Regions from separate parts of the Homo sapiens genome. Here all the other regions are linked to region 2. The links are chromatin contacts, found by Hi-C or POLR2A ChIA-PET in ENCODE. All regions are on one chromosome and are shown on one strand. Each heading gives the region's core, a stretch centred on a gene start or an enhancer-like site at or near the end of the contact. The rest is flanking DNA. Distances are from core to core; before and after follow the strand shown. Region 1 holds the start of BRMS1 (BRMS1 transcriptional repressor and anoikis regulator). Region 2 holds the start of KDM2A (lysine demethylase 2A). Region 3 holds the start of BBS1 (Bardet-Biedl syndrome 1).

Evidence for each region. A loop is a pair of places that touch in the nucleus more often than their neighbours do. ChIA-PET counts read pairs that join two places held with the same protein, here RNA polymerase II (POLR2A). Pooled maps may share reads with other maps.
Region 1: a map of CD8-positive, alpha-beta T cell shows a loop between it and region 2 (16-fold over the local background). The contact joins the promoter of BRMS1 here to the promoter of KDM2A in region 2. A Hi-C loop is called at or near these places in 1 of 168 maps with a recorded cell type or tissue (CD8-positive, alpha-beta T cell) and 10 of 50 pooled maps. POLR2A ChIA-PET finds 5 or more read pairs at or near these places in 1 of 52 experiments (HepG2).
Region 3: a pooled map shows a loop between it and region 2 (4-fold over the local background). The contact joins the promoter of BBS1 here to the promoter of KDM2A in region 2. A Hi-C loop is called at or near these places in 1 of 50 pooled maps. POLR2A ChIA-PET finds 5 or more read pairs at or near these places in 2 of 52 experiments (HepG2 and OCI-LY7).

Annotation. Positions count from the first base shown.
Region 1 is chr11:66,343,815-66,346,828 of GRCh38, reverse strand. It overlaps BRMS1 (BRMS1 transcriptional repressor and anoikis regulator), which reads left to right and starts at 1,725. Exons shown (of 10, transcript NM_015399.4): 1 at 1,725-1,857. It overlaps B4GAT1 (beta-1,4-glucuronyltransferase 1), which reads left to right. Exons shown (of 2, transcript NM_006876.3): 1 at 1-339; 2 at 589-1,455. The coding sequence ends at 780. RefSeq lists enhancers at 1,550-1,979, 1,435-1,985.
Region 2 is chr11:67,117,933-67,121,040 of GRCh38, reverse strand. KDM2A (lysine demethylase 2A) reads right to left here and starts at 1,778. Exons shown (of 21, transcript NM_012308.3): 1 at 992-1,778. LOC107984341 (a long non-coding RNA gene) reads left to right here and starts at 2,693. Exons shown (of 2, transcript NR_160735.1): 1 at 2,693-3,108. RefSeq lists silencers at 637-726, 1,252-1,391, 1,572-1,641, 1,782-2,221, 2,402-2,681 and 1 more and an enhancer at 2,292-2,341.
Region 3 is chr11:66,509,328-66,512,233 of GRCh38, reverse strand. BBS1 (Bardet-Biedl syndrome 1) reads right to left here and starts at 1,599. Exons shown (of 17, transcript NM_024649.5): 1 at 1,528-1,599; 2 at 1,145-1,221; 3 at 995-1,029. The coding sequence starts at 1,574. It overlaps DPP3 (dipeptidyl peptidase 3), which reads right to left. Exons shown (of 18, transcript NM_130443.4): 18 at 2,577-2,906. RefSeq lists an enhancer at 1,688-1,737.

The DNA of each region.
Region 1 (3,014 bases), core at 476-2,975, 770 kb after region 2:
CTGCGGGAAATGCTGGATCAGAGCAACCAGTGGGGAGGCACCGCGCTGGTGGTGCCTGCCTTCGAAATCCGAAGAGCCCGCCGCATGCCCATGAACAAAAACGAGCTGGTGCAGCTCTACCAGGTTGGCGAGGTGCGGCCCTTCTATTATGGGTTGTGCACCCCCTGCCAGGCACCCACCAACTATTCCCGCTGGGTCAACCTGCCGGAAGAGAGCTTGCTGCGGCCCGCCTACGTGGTACCTTGGCAGGACCCCTGGGAGCCATTCTACGTGGCAGGAGGCAAGGTGCCCACCTTCGACGAGCGCTTTCGGCAGTACGGCTTCAACCGAATCAGCCAGGTGCTCATAAGGGAGAGGGCAGGGGTAATGGGGCAGGAGGGGTGGTGGGATCAGGGAGTTATGAGGAGTGGCCCTGGATGGAAAGGAGGCAATGAAGCAGGAGGGATCATAGTTCAGGAGGTGGGTGGATGGTGTGGAAGATCCAGGATACTTCCAGAGGGGTGAGGACGCTGGACTGTGGCTTTAGGGAAGTCAGTCTCAGGCCTGTCAATGTCATCAAACTTTGCTAACCTGTCTTTCCTCCTGCAGGCCTGCGAGCTGCATGTGGCGGGGTTTGATTTTGAGGTCCTGAACGAAGGTTTCTTGGTTCATAAGGGCTTCAAAGAAGCGTTGAAGTTCCATCCCCAAAAGGAGGCTGAAAATCAGCACAATAAGATCCTATATCGCCAGTTCAAACAGGAGTTGAAGGCCAAGTACCCCAACTCTCCCCGACGCTGCTGAGCCCTTCCCTCCCCTAATCTGAGAAGTCAGCCTCTTGGCTCCTCAGGCCACCATTTAGGCCTGACTGGGGTAAGAAATGTCGCTCCACTTTACAGAGGTAGCTGTGGTGTTGAAACACTGGACTTGGATATGGGGTGCTGGGATCGATTCCTAGCTTTACCACTAACTAGCTGTGTGGCCTTGAGTAAATCCCGTTACCTCTCTGAGCCTCGGTTACCCTGTCTGTAAAAAGGGAGGTGAGAATACCTACCTCACGGAACTGTTGGGAGGCTCAGATGAGATGCTATATGTGAAAACATTCTGTAAGCTTCGTACAAATGTGAAGTATTAATATTATCGCAGTATTATTGTTGTTATTATTATTGTTATTATTAACAATCTTGGGTGGGTAGTAGGAGAGCAAAAAGTATGAATGGGATGGAGCTAAGAAGTCTGAATACTTAATGAAATGGACTTTTTGGAAAGAAATCAGATGAAGGCATAAAATTTAGTTCTTAGCTCTTGAACAGAAGCCTAAAATTCCTGGTTCTCTCAGGGCTTCGCCTTCAAGGGTTCTGGAGGAGGGAAGGGTCTGCAGGTTCCATGGGTGACAGCCTGAGATCTGTCCCTTCAACGGGCTGGGCTGGGTATGTGCCTACCGATGACAATGTGTAAATAAATGCGTGTTCACACCCACAGCTGGCTCCGTTACTCTCCTGAGCTGGGGGTGGGGGGATCGGGGCCGGCTTCTCCCCTTGCACGCCGTGGGGAGATGGCCGCGGACGAAGGGCACCGTCTGCAAAGCACTGAACCATCAGGGCCTTCCCTGCAGGCCGAAGGCCTGCGCGAATGTCGGCCAGTTACTATGGAGACCGGCCCGCGGTATCCCAGCATGCCTCGGGACCAAACTGTCCAACTGTGAGCATCCCCGACGGTCGCCTCCTGATGACGCACACGGAAGCACCGATAGGCTCTGCCTCCCGAAGAAAAGGGAGCCGCGCAGCGCCTACGGGAGTCCGGCGGCAGCAGCCGGTACCGGCAACCACGGGCAGCTCTCAGGGAATCTCCGTCGTGAGGCCAGAGGCTCCAGTCCCCGCGGTGCGTATCGTCATGCATGGCTTTTGGTTCGCCCTCTCCGGTTAGTCGAGCAGGGCCGGCACAACCTCCTCCTCCGAGGCCGAAGCAGAGATTTAACCGGCCTGACGCGTGCTGGGCTGCGGGCGAGCCAGTGATATTCCGGCCCGCTCCGGCGCATCTAGAAGGGAGCGGGAGGCCCCCTGGGCGCTGCGGAGAAGCTGGATTGACCTCTGCGAGAGTGGGGAGGGTCTGCCTTCCCTAGGGGCCTGCCCCGGAGGAGCTGCCATTCTGAAAAGATAAATTGCCTGTGTACAGCGCTTTACAGTGTGCTTTTCCATCCCTTACCACCTGTGAGCTCCTCAACACTCAGAGCAGGAATGGTTATCCGCTTTTTGCACCCGGGGTAAGGTGGGAAGGTTGTGACTTAACTCACTCATAATCAGAACCAGGGGGAGGAAAGAAAGGCTTCTGGAAGAGATAGACTTAAGCTGCATCTTACAAAGTGAATATACTAACAGTGAAGAGGCATTGCAAATGTTGGGAACTGAGGCTTGATAACGGGAAGATGAAGCTGGTTTAGAGAACCGAGCCTTTCAAGTCAGGTGCAGGTCATTAGTGAAATTGTTGAGGAATATGACTAAACACTCACCTAGGCCAGGCTTACTATACACAACTTGAACTGGTGTCAAGGAAAGCTTGCTACCATTACAGGGACCTGGGACTACCGAAAAGTAAAAACTAATGTCTGTCTCACAAAAAATTTTTTTGTTAAATTTGTATTTGCAAATCCTCCAGTCATCAAGTGAACCAGCACTGTGCTAGGTAAATAAGTTACATGTGCAGCCCCTGCCCTAGTGAGGCTCATAGACTGATTGCGGGGACAGATATGAGAACAGGCAAATAGATATAAACAAAGCTTCCTGGAGGGAGTGGTGTCTGCACTGTTCTAAAGGACTACAAAGCAGTGTCCAGAGAAGTTGGAAGAACACAATAAAATAGAAGCCTGCAGGAGGTTGAGAGATTATCTGCTGAGAGGACTGTTTTCTTCTTCTTAGGTGATCTCTTGGCAGTACTTGGCACTATCAGTGCAATTACTCCTTGGCAGTACTTGGCTTTCTTCTAAAACTCTTTCTCCACCACTTCGGGTTTTGCCTCCTCCTTTGTAGGGGTCTCCTCAT
Region 2 (3,108 bases), core at 529-3,028:
GGAGGCCTAGACGAAACGAGATGTTGGTTTCAGTTCCTTGTGGAAGGGCCACACCACCAGTTTCTCCCCACAGGATTACAACTAGCAAGGATCTCCTTCATGGCAGCATCAGCAAGAAAAAAAAAAAGCCCAGGACTTTTATCTCCAGAGAGCTGACCAGGTGAAGCACCACTGAACTAATCCAGATCCTAACCAAATTAGTTCTCTCTCACCGGTAATCAGAAACTAAAGGAAAGAAGGGCAAACTGACTATGTAAAAAGAGGACAAAAAATTAGGATTTAAATGACCCCAAAACAATTTCCCATACCCCTCCTGTAAGGCCGTGCACAATCGTCGCCTTCCTTTCTAGACTCCCCGGATCTTATCATTCCCAAATCTACCCTCCACCCCAACACAAGATGTGCACAACTCTGAAACAAATTTCAGAGGTGCAAATCAAGGACCAAAATTCCATCTGATCTTTTTGGATAAAGTAATAAAATAAACGATTGCATCTAAGGATACAAGGAAAATACATCTTGTCCAAAAATTAAATAAAAGACCGGCCGGCGCGACGGTCAATCCGTAATACCAAGAAAGGGTTTTCTTTTTTCTAAATATTCTCGTGGATAATGGCTTCCATTGAGAACACAGGTTCCCCCCGTTTTTGTCACTACATTACAGCCACGTTAACAGCATCCTTTCAAAACTGCTACGAGACCAGAGGACCCGATGACACAGTTTGCAGAGCAGTTAGAGGCAGAGCCCTCCCGGAGGAAGCCCTGGCCCGAAGTCGGGAGGGAAACCGTGCTTGCACCCCCTGGGCGACGACCGCCTGGGCATGGAGCAGCCAGGGCCGGAGAGGAAAAAGGGCGAATCTCGCTGGGCTCCCCCAGGAAAAGGCGTTTCAATGGTTCACCCATCGGAAAAAGAGATAGAAACTTTGCATTCAGTCTTTGGATAACACAGTCAACCAAACTTCCAAATGAGGGGGGGGAGGGGGAAACTCACCGGAGATTCTGCTCTTGAGTTCTTGTCCAAGTGAGAAGTAAAAGATTCCAAAGCTGAGAGGAATAATTAAATCCCAAACGTCGTCTTCGGTTTTTCCGTGGATCAACCCAGTATCCAGAGAGGGTCAGAGCGACCAGGAAAAGGGAGCAAACAGTTGCTGAATCAAACCTTCTCTTCTGGCTTTGGAGACCGGGAGTCGGAGGCGTCAGGAGAGAGGAGCGCGACCCCTCGGCGCCGAGCCCGGGGCGCCCCCGCCTCCCCCAGGCCAGCGGTCAGCAGCCCGGGCCCGAGCCCCGGGCCGGCCCCGGCCGCAGGGAGCGCCCTCCTCGCCGTGCCCTCGGCCAGCAGGGGCTGGTCGCCTGCGGGAGCAGCGGCCGATCAGCTGAGACCGGCCGGCCCGAGGCTCCCCGCGCCGCCCCGGCCCCCCGGAACGCGGGCCCCGGCCCCGGGGGGCGGACAGGGCGGGAGCGGCGCGGCGCGCCGGGATGGGGGCCCTGGCTCCCCTCGCGTCTCCCCCTCAGGTCTGGCTCCGCGCTGCGGGACGAGCCCCCCGGCTACTCCCCAGTCGCAGAAGAGGGATTCCGGGGGATGGGCCCCCTGGCGTTGCCCCTCCTCCCGGAGCGTCCCCTGCCCAGGAAAGACAGAGCGGCCACGGGCCCAGCCGCTGGGAAGGTGCTCCGAGAGCCGCCGCCGCCGCCGCCGCTGCCGGGGAGGGGTGTTGTTTCCCTCACACAGGAGGAGCCGCTGAAGCAGCCGCCGCCATTTTGAACCCGTCAGACTCTCACATACACACAGCTCCTCCGAGGCGCACTGCGCAGGCGCCACCTCCCCACCCCTCCTCCAGCTCGCCTCTCCACCCCCCCACCCCCTTCAGGCCTCCCTGCGCTTCTTACCGCTCTCCCGGGCGCGCGTGAACGCGCACGCGTCACTCCCCTCTAACGCGGACACACCGCCGGCGCGCGCACGCGCGGATGCGTCGGCCTCGAATCGCCCGCGCCCCGCGACGCCGACGCGGCTCCCTGCGCCCCCTCGCGTCAGGCCGCCCGCCCTCCCTCCCTCCCGCCAGCCCGCCGCCCCCGCTCCCCGTCGGCGTTCTTCCAGGGCTCGGGCCTGGCTGGCTGCTCGCGCCTGCGCGCAGGGCACCGATCCTCCTCCGCGCGCCCTCCCCCCACACACCCTCACACACACTTCGCCTCTGCGACCCCGCCCCTCGCGGCCAGCTGTGCTGGCCGCCCTCCCCCACCCCCCTGGGAGGGTGGTGACCCCCGACCCCCCACAAAGCACATCACCCCCCCCAAGCAGTGGGAGATCTGCGTCCCCTTCCCCTTCAACCGCCTTTGGCCCCAGGCTGCCCGTCACAGTCACACAACCTGAGGGCCGGGAGGCCTGGGCCAGGGCAACCGATACCCGCCTCAAAGCAGGGTCTCCCGGGGTCAAGCCGCCGGGCTGGGCCCGCGGGACCTGGGCTCCCGGCTCAGGCCTGCCCAGGGCGAGAGGGCGCAGGGAAGGGGCGCATGGCCGCCGGCTGCCCTCCCTTCGCGTGCCGGCCGGTGGGCCGAGGCCGGCTTGCCCGCCATTCCCGGGCAGGCCCCGGCGCCGCCGCCACGGGGCCCGTCTGCCCTGGGCCCGGGGGCTCCTCGGTGCAGCGGCCTGGCCCCGCCTCACCCACTGCTCGTCGCTCCGAAGGGGCAGGAAACAGGAGTAGCATGTCTGTCCTGGGCTCGGCTCCCCGGGGGTGCTGCAGGCGCTTAACAAGGGCGTCCACAGGTACCAGGCGCAGAAGCGGTCTCCGCGACGGCCCGGGGGCGGTGGCGGCCGGCGCGCCCACCGCCGGCCGGAGGCGCCCGGCGAGGTGGCCCAGGAAGCCCCCGCTCCTCGGCCACGCTCAGCTTTCCGCCGCGCCGGTGCCCCCGGCGGCCCGGGTGGGACGTGACCCCGCCCCCGGCGAGTCGGGGCGCCCCCCACGGAGGGGTGCGCGGGCCGCCCCCGGCCCCCGGCCCGACCCTGCCGCCCTGGGCCGTGGCGGGCGCGGGAGGCCCGGCCGGGAAGATGTCTCCTGTTGGTGCGCGCAGCTTCGCGCGGGGGTCAGCGACGGGGCAGCAGCCGCCCGAGCTGCG
Region 3 (2,906 bases), core at 350-2,849, 610 kb after region 2:
AATAAAATCCATGTTTATGTGCCTCCATGGAATGTCTAGTCCAGAAATGGATACTGAATCCATGCTAACTTCCTTTCTTTTATCCCAATATATTTCTCTACCTTTAAAAAACTTGTATCTTTTTAAATTTACATTTTTATTTAAAATTAAATATATGTATATATATATACATATATATACACATATATATACATATATATACATATATATACACATATATATATATATATTTTTTTTTGAAACTGTCTCACTCTGTCATCCAGGCTGGAGTGTAGTGGCATGGTCTCAGCTCACTCAACCTCCGCCTCCTGGGTTTGACCAATTCTCCTGCCTCAGCCTCCCAAGTAGCTGGGATTACAGGTGCCCATCACCATGCCCGGCTAATTTTTGTATTTTTAGTAGAGATGGTGTTTCACCATGTTGGACAGGCTGGTCTCGAATGCCTAAGCTCAAGCGATCCACCCACCTCAGCCTCCCAAAGTGCTGGGATTGCTGGCCTTAAAATTAAATTTAAAATGTAACATTTTTACTATGGAAAATTTTCATTCACATACAAAAGTAGAGAGACTCATATAATGAGTCCCCATATATCCCATTATCCAGCTTCAAAAATTGACAGCTCATGGCCCATCTTAAAATCTTTTGATAAACATCAAACGTTCACTTCCCTCCTTTTTACTTTCCCTCCAGATTCTAGTGCCCACCCCCAACCAAGGGATTTGCCCTTCCAACAAAGAAATCAGGTTAACTAAGAGGCTTTGTCTTAGTAGAATCCCCAGAAATATTTGATCTGCTTTACTTTCTGCAGTCTGTATTATGAAATCAATAAGTTCTCTTCACTTTCCATATAAAAACAAAATTTAACGCTAAATGTGCTTTTTCACAGTATATGTGAATTCCAGAGTATGCTGGGCCTATTTTCAGCCGTCAGGAAATCTCATTTCTGGGTACACCCCCCTACCCTCAACTCTCCTGGCTAGGGTGATATGCTTACCTTGTATTCCCCATCCCCATGTAAATCTGCCAGCGCTGGAAAACAAAAGGGCCAAAACCAGAGTCTCAGAATCCCAGAGGCTTCACTACAGGACCATTGTCTGACTCCCCATCCCACTAGAACCCAGGGTTCCTGGTTCCAGAGACTCACCTAGGCAGGCAGAAAAGGTGTGGATATTGGCCATTGGGTCGTAGTGCGCATCCAACCACTTCGAATTGGCCTCATTGCTGGAAGTGGGGGAAAGACAGTTGGGGAGTGAGTCCCATGGGAGGGGAAAAAAAAACTTTGAGGAAGCTGGTACAGGTCACTCTGAACATAAGGTACAGAACGTCTGGGTACAAGTCCAGGCTCCGCCACTGGCTCACCGAGCGACCTCCAGACACACATATGCACATCTTAGGCCTCGGTTTCCCTATCTGACCTCTTAAGAGTCCTTCCAGACTGCCCGAGAACAGCAGGAGCCCAGAGCCCGGGGACCAAGGGACCCTCTTTACACGGGTGGGAAAAGAGGCCTTGAGGAGCCCTGCCTTCACCTCTCAGCTCCGCAGGCGTCGGAATCCGATGAGGACGCAGCGGCCATCTTCGCAGGCGTCGTCCTGGCAACCGGCCCCGCCCTCGCGTAACGCCCAATAGTGCCCGAGCACAGGGAAGGGCGAGTACAAAGGTTCCGGGCGCCAAGCTTTCCCACCCAGGCTCAGGAGGACGCGCTGGCCACCTTCCTGGGTTGAGGAATCTGTCTCAGATTCCTCAAAGATATTTATCTTTGCTCCTTCCCAGTCAGAGCCACCTTTCCAGGCGTCTGGGTCCTACAATCTCTGGGTCAGCCACAGAGCCCTCTGGCTTCCAGGGTTGGAAAGAAGCCCCTTCTAGCATTTATGAGCAGCAAAAAGAACTCCTCCTGTCTCCATCTTCATGGTTACCCGGTTGAAAAGGACCATGTCCTGCCTTGCTGCGTTACTGTAGAGGTCCAGGCCCAGAGAAACAAAACACGAGGGTTATGGGACAAATGCAGAGGATTCTGACTGAAGTTGAGTTTGTAGGTTCCCAGAACTTTTTTTTTTTTTTTTTTTTTTTGAGACGTAGTCTCGCTCTGTCGCTTGCGCTGGAGCGCAGTAGCGCGATTTCGGCTCACCGCAACCTCCGCCTCCCGGGTTCCAGGGATTCTCCTGCCTCAGCCTCCCGAGTAGCTGGGATTACAGGCGCATGCCACCATGCCCAGCTACTTTATTTTTTAGTAGAGACGAGGTTTCACCATATTGGCCAAGCCGGTCTCGAACTCCTGACCTCGTGATCCCCTCGCCTCGGCCTCCCAAAGTGCTGGGATTACAGGCATGAGCCACCGTGCCCGGCCCCAGAACATTTAAAAATGCAAGGAATGCCACAAAGGAGAGCTGCAAAAATTGTGCTATGTTCAGCTCTGTGACTGCGTATCCTCATCTAGAGATAATGTCAACATCCTGTTGTGGAAGGGAGGCTAAAAATGGCCCTCCTTGCCCCCTCCCCAGGCCTTGAGCCCATCACTCTGCTGGGAGTAAATGAGAAGACAGGCAAAGGCAAGGAGGAGCCACACACGCCGCAAAGATGGTGGTTGTCTCTAATATTTATTTGTCTGGTTATAAAATTAATATGTGAGGAGCATTGGATTTGGTGAGAACGTTTTGAACCCTAGCTGTCACGTGCCACCTGCGGGATCTAGACCAGTGACTTCTCAGAACTGCCATTTCCTCATCTGGTAGACAGGATGGTAAGCCCTGTCTTGCTCACTCCACGTATGGCAGTGCAGATGAAATGAGATCACAGAGGGGAAGCAATTGGCAGGCTGGAAAGTGCTGACAAATGGAAGGGGTTGTGTCACCACCCTCAGCTGAGGTAGTACCAAGGTCCAAGCTCCTGCCCCTCCCCCTCCCCAGCC